2 separate regions of the Mus musculus genome follow, and region 2 is linked to region 1. Evidence: chromatin contacts called from ENCODE Hi-C or POLR2A ChIA-PET data. All regions are on one chromosome and are shown on one strand. Each heading gives the region's core, a stretch centred on a gene start or an enhancer-like site at or near the end of the contact. The rest is flanking DNA. Distances are from core to core; before and after follow the strand shown. Region 1 has its middle 24 kb from the start of Gm32191. Region 2 overlaps Frmd4b (FERM domain containing 4B).

What was found. A loop is a pair of places that touch in the nucleus more often than their neighbours do. ChIA-PET counts read pairs that join two places held with the same protein, here RNA polymerase II (POLR2A).
Region 2: a map of T-helper 17 cell shows a loop between it and region 1 (1.8-fold over the local background). The contact joins two enhancer-like sites. A Hi-C loop is called at or near these places in 7 of 37 maps with a recorded cell type or tissue (T-helper 17 cell, gastrocnemius and heart). POLR2A ChIA-PET finds 5 or more read pairs at or near these places in 3 of 5 experiments (Patski and embryonic stem cell).

The regions. Positions count from the first base shown.
Region 1 is chr6:97,274,958-97,278,047 of GRCm38, reverse strand. No RefSeq gene overlaps it. Among named protein-coding and RNA genes, the nearest start is that of Gm32191, 24 kb to the right of the region's middle. Within about 2 kb of position 1,552, at least 1 of the 3 ENCODE cell types and tissues checked has a DNase peak (open chromatin) inside an H3K27ac peak, as active enhancers do; it is heart, where a contact is called at or near this core.
Region 2 is chr6:97,319,811-97,322,900 of GRCm38, reverse strand. All of the region lies in intron 11 of Frmd4b (FERM domain containing 4B), which reads left to right. Among named protein-coding and RNA genes, the nearest start is that of Gm32191, 68 kb to the right of the region's middle. Within about 2 kb of position 1,676, at least 1 of the 3 ENCODE cell types and tissues checked has a DNase peak (open chromatin) inside an H3K27ac peak, as active enhancers do; it is heart, where a contact is called at or near this core.

The DNA of each region.
Region 1 (3,090 bases), core at 303-2,802:
GGGATTCTCAATATTGTATGAACAAGGTGCTGTAGGTTACAGGGAGAAGGAAACAAACCTAACGAAAGCCCAGTTTCTAATTTCTAACCCCCAACACTTCTGATTACTCGCTGTGCTCTTGGGGGAGTTGTTTGGGGGGTTAGAAGCATGGAGAAATGTAGGGATTCAATAACATCTAACTCTTAATAACGTGTGCCTCAGTTCTTGGGACAAAGTAAGCCACGTCTTGTTATTGTTTCTAATGGGACTCTGCAAGGAAGAGAGTTAGTAACATTTAACAGCATTAAATTTAAACATCAATAATGTAAGACTTACATTTTTAATAGTCACTGAAGACCACAGTAGAGGTTTATAAAAAGTAAAGTACTTTCTCAGGGGGAAAAAAAAGTCAAACAAGCCAAACTGGCAAGATTTTTTAAACACAGTCTTTTAGAAAATCAAAATTAATTTATACATACACACAAATTCTGCTTTTTGGTTTTTTTTAAATTTTTTAAGTAAAGACAGGCTTGATGTGACTGGTTTTTCCTTTGCTTCAAACAACAAATGGTTTGTCCCTGTCTGGTACTGTGCCAACATATAACAAGAGGGCCCAGTGACATCTTTGTTTGCTTTAGATACAAGAATGAGAGCCCAGGATAAATGCTCAGACACACCAAAGGTCACATAATCAAGTACAGAGGAAATCACCCCCACACAGGAGCATCCTGGTGCAAGTCACCTTTTAAAGGGCATATGAAGAAGGACCACAGCGTTGGGGTGATCACAGGGCCTCGTGCATGCTGGGGCTGGGGCTGCAGCACAGAGACACATGCCAGCTGGGCATGGATCTAACTCTGCGCAGTCATGTGTGTGAAGGGAGAGAGAAGGAGACAGAGACACAGAGAGACAGAAACAGACAGGGAGACAGAGAAAGAAAGACATAGAGACAGAGACAGGAAGGAAGTGGAGGGGGAGGGAAGGGGAGGAGATAGAAGAGGGGGGAATGGGGAGAGGAGGGGAGGGGAGGAAGAGGAGGAGACATAGAGTCTTACATGGCCAAAGCTGGCTTCCAACTTGTGTAGCAGAGAACGACCCTAAACTTGTAATCTTCCTGCCTCTACCTCCTGAGTGCTGGGATTAGAGGTGTGTGCCACCGGGCTTGATTCACTGGTGCTGGGGACAGAACCCAGGGCTTTACACATATTGGGCAGGCATTCCACCACTGAGCTACATCCCCCCACCCTCATACTATTACTTGTTGGCAGAGATTTGGGCTCAGAGCTTTCTACCGTAGGCTGTCATTTTACTGGCCATGTGGTAGAGTTTACTGGTGATGTGTTTAACAAACAGAGACAAAGACCCAGTTAGGTTTGAATTTGAAACAAGCAAAGGGTGAACCTACATGGAGTGCATCCATGTCCCCAGTGTGTCCTCTATTTTATCGCCCTGTCACCCAGGCAACCTGATGGTTTAGTAAATAGAGCTGCAATTTCAAAACGGTCTGGATCTCCCTGGTTAGTTTTGGCAATTCCTCTAGGCTCCACCCAACAGCTACCTAGCAACAGCTTGCGCAGCTGCTTGCTTGGTACTAATAGCCAAACTCTCCCCTCCCCCTCCCCTTCCCCCTTCCCTTCCCCCTCTTCCCCCTCCCTTTCTCGCCCCTCTTCTCTCTCCCCCTTTTCCCTCTCTCCATCTCTCTCTTCCCCACAAGTTCATGGCCATCCTCTTCCTCTCTCCTCCCTCTTTGTCCTTCTTTGTCCCCCTCCTTTCCCAGGTCCCCTTCCCGTTCGCACTTGGCCCGTCACATGGTGGTGATTCCTCTGGGGAACACCTCCGGGCCCAACGAGACTGTCCCTCTCGCCCCTGCCGCATTATATTATGTTTTATAAAACACAACAGTTAAGACTCTCATTTCTGTGCTCTTCAACAGATCAGCAAGTGTAGATGGCTTTTAACAGAGTAACGAGATAGAAAGAGGCGTCAGAAAGTGGCTCAGTGTCTTAGGCTTCAAGGCAGGGGTTGAGTTTCTACTGCCTTCACTACCATAGCTGCTTCGGCACAGGAAATGCTCTGCACAGAGTGTGGTACCTGCCCATCCTGCAAATGCTGTTTCTTATACTGAGAGCTCCAGCTCAGGGCAACATAAATTACTTCCTTGGCACAACAACAACCCCACCTCCAAGGATCAACTTCCATTTACAGTGCAATGTAAATTATTGAGAATGTGTGGACTGGGGGCTTTAAAAGTACCTGTAATCACGTTGCCAACCTGGCTCTGAAATATCAGCCAGTTCCAGCTCCTTGGAGCTTAGTAAATTGAGTATGTGGTGAGCAGTTATTTCTTCTAATAATGTGGCTGCGCGCTGATGCAGACAGAGATGTCTCTAGATTCGCCTCCACGTTAGTGACCTTTGGAGGGTTTGGGGGGCATTCGTTTTTTTAATTATAGAGGAGTATTAGACATTAGACCACTTCAATTCCTAATTCAGATCCTTTCGACCTGGGCAAGTTTCTCAGGGCCCTCCCAAATAAATAAACCCTTCCCTGAGCAGCACTAGCTGTAGCTTTATACAGCTTTATACAGCTGTCAACCTCAGGATTGCTGTGGTGTGTGTGTGTGTGTGTGTGTGTGTGTGTGTGTGAGAGAGAGAGAGAGGGGGGGGGTGGAGGGAGAGAGAAACAGAGAGAGAGAGAAAAACAAGAGAGAGAGAGAGAAACAGAGTCCCATCCCTCACCAGTCTCTTCCTCCATTAGGCTGTGTGCTTTTAGGTTTCAGGGACCCTACTAGATATAGTGATACATGCCTGTAATCCTGCTATTCAAAAGACTAAATACTTCAGTGCAAGGCCTTGTCTTAAAGTGGGGATTTAGGAAGTTCCATGAGTGTAGTATTTGTCAAGCAAGCACAAGAAGACATGAGTTAGAGTCCTAGCACCTAGGTTTAGGTACATGGTTTTAATCTCAGCACTGGGGAGGCAGAGACACCTGAATGGCTAGGGTTTGCCTATTTGGCCAGCCTAGCCCATTTGGTGAGTTTCAGGCTAGTTAGAGACCTTGTCTCAAAAAAAAAAAAAGGAAGAAGAAGAAGAAGAAGAAGAAGAAGAAGAG
Region 2 (3,090 bases), core at 427-2,926, 45 kb before region 1:
CTCATCTCAAGTATAAGTGCAGCCGATGCACGGTGCCACCTATTACGATTTGATGAATCTGTATTGCTCACCGTCCAGTGGCCGTTGGTCTCGCCATGTACAGTGAGATAAAACCGACTCACGCTGTTCTGGGTGAGGCTCCCACTCTTCCTTTCTCCGCTCTGCTGCCATCCCTGCAGGCTGTCAGAGTGAAACAGTGGCCTCTTAATAACAAACTATGGTTAACTCACCTGCCTTATCACAACCCAGCATCACGGTTGAAAATAACTCTTACACATCCACCTGTCTTCTGCTGCGTTCTTCCTAAAGCAACCCTGGAAACTAACCTTGCTCTGTGTCTTCTGAGACTCCTTCTACCATCGAGCAATGCTCACAATCGTCCTTACGTTATGGAAGCCAAGGACCTTTCTTGTCCCCACTCCACGGTTGTGTCATTAACACGGATAATAGGAAAGGCTGCGTTGGGCAGAGCATGGCCTCCCTTCCCCTGCTCATCCCGCTCTGCTGGGTGAGACTAGTCGGGCTTTGGGGCTGCTTTGTTAGAGAAGCGTTAACAAAAGCCACAAGGCAGCCTCCAACCACCACATCCTCCTGTGTTTGTCATCAGCTGGCTGGCAGGCTCTTGTCAGCCCTGTGAACAACACTGGAGTAAGGAATGCTGCCGATCAGATCCGGGGCCTTGCAAAAGCCAGGCAAGCGCTGCTTCCCCAACCCTCTTGCCACCTTTTAAGCTTCCGCAAGTTCCATTATATGGAAACACATAATCTTTGTAACAGATTCTCTCTCACGATCCTCCCGGCCACCCTCCACCCAATTCCGAGATTACGGGTGCGAGTCAACACACCTAGCTACCAATTGTCTTTTGAAGGCCATTACAGCTTCCACTGTGGGTGGGGCAGTGGGCTTGGGGTACTGGGAATAATAAAGAGTCCTAGCCAAGCCACTGCCAGTCATGGTTTCTTAAGGCATAGCTCACCCATAGTACTATGTTTCTGCCCACTAGTCTGTCCTGAATTTTTACCTTTTTAGTAAAGAACACGCAAGAGTCTTGTTAGGTTTTACTCAACTTGTGTGCAAAATAGACCTTAGGCCAACTCACAAGTCAACCTATAATCACCTAGTACGGCCTGAGAAGTCCCAAAATTCTCACAACATTGGAAGTGTTTCTTTAAAGAGAGAGAGAGAAAGAGAAAGAGAGAGAGAGGGGAGAGAGAGAGGGAAAGAGAAAGAGAGAGAGAGAGAATGAATCTCAGCCTTCTTTCCACTCTCAGAGTTCTTTCTCCCCTCTCCTTAATAAATGTGGGTTTGCAGTGCATAAGAAACAAAAACAAGCCATCAGATTTTTTTCCCCCCACGTAATGGTGCGTCAGATTCTCACAGCAATGCTGAACTTCATTTCCTCGATAGTGCTCCTGATTCGCAAAAGCCTTCCCTCACATTCACAGCTCTGTATCCACTGCCTCAGGCCGATCACAATCAGGCTGGCTTCTTCCGTCCAGAGTCTAGACTAGGCCCAGCAGCCACGTCCTGTTATCAGGCTGCAGCTTTCCTCTTCCGTTTTCAACACTGGCTTCTCACTTCTGACAGGATGTTAGCTCTCTCCTTGTGGTGTCTCTTGCTTGCCCTCCTCTCCTCCGTCATTCCAGGGGTCCACTCTAGGCTGTGGTTTGCACCCTGCTTTCGTTTGTTGAAATCTGATGGTGGATCTTGCTTTCTGTAACCTGTTGATTTGAGCCGGGGACAGGAGTGTGTTCTGCAAGGCCCTTTCCCGGCCAGCTTGCACACGCTAAAAGGATGCATAGTTTAAAGGGTTGTGAGCACCCACACAAAAGAAGGCTCATGCTTCAGCATCTGGGCAGGCAGCAAGTTCTCCAATGCCCAGGAAAGAATCGAGGTCATGCTGACAAATTAATGGCCGTGTGCCTACCTTGTTGATGGAAAAGCAAACCAGGAGAGAGACGGACCAAGAATCAGAGACTTGTGCCAAAAGGCTGGTTTTAAAAGGGGTTGTTTAAGGCCTGTTGGTAAAGGCCTGCTAGCCCTTTTAGATAATGTCTGTTAATTATTGCCTCTAGATGTTGGGGCCATGTTTGACTTACTACCAGGGCACTAGCAAGCATTCTTCATTTATTCTAGCTTTAAGTTTTTGTCACTCTTGGGGTTGGGCAGGGGTCCAAGTGGTTTTCCATCAGTGAAGCACCATGACGCAGCCCAAGAGTTGAGGGGCCATCCTCCATCCTGGCCCTGATGTCTATTGTCTCTGTGATCTTGGTTCTGTGTATGGAGTTGTGTGTGAGAGGCAGGCAGATTTCTGAGTTCGAGGCCAGCCTGGTCTACAGAGTGAGTTCCAGGACAGCCAGGGCTATACAGAGAAACCCTGTCTCGAAAATTCGAAAAAAAAAAGGAGTTGTGTGTGTTTGTACAGATATCTGTGAGTATTTTTGCCATGCGGAGTCTCCAACCACAGAGACTCCAGCAGGCTTAGCAAGCACTCTCCCACTGAGCTATATCCCTAGTGCTTATTTGCCTTGCGTTCCTCGGTACAGTTTTCATCTCTTTAAAGGTGTCTTCCTCATCTTGCACAACTGTAATCCCACTAGCTGAAGGGGAGGGTGTGAGAACTGAATGAGATTATATTCTGGCCCCGTGCCTGATAAACAGCTATCACCAGATAAAGAAAAATCATTCCTCGGGAGGGAGGGAGGTAAACAATTAAAGAGAGCATGTGAAATATTTTTATACCGACAGGGAAGGGTATTGAAAGCAATCCTGGGATACTAGAAGTTCCTGTTTTCAGTCCCTATTCCCTACTGGTAAACCCTTTTTTCCCTGTGTGTTACCCATAATACATGAAGATGTGCTTGCTATTTATGAGAAGAAAAATCATTAATGACTTTATGACAGGTTCTCACATACCCCCAGACCGGTCTTGAACTTGCTATATAGGCAAGAAATCTTGAATTTTTGATTCTTCAGCCTTCAACTGGGGTTACAAGTGTGCATGACTGGGCCCTGTTTATATGAGGCTGAGGCTCAACCCCAAGGCTTTATGCACACAAGGCAAGTATCCTACCAACTGAGCCAGCCCCT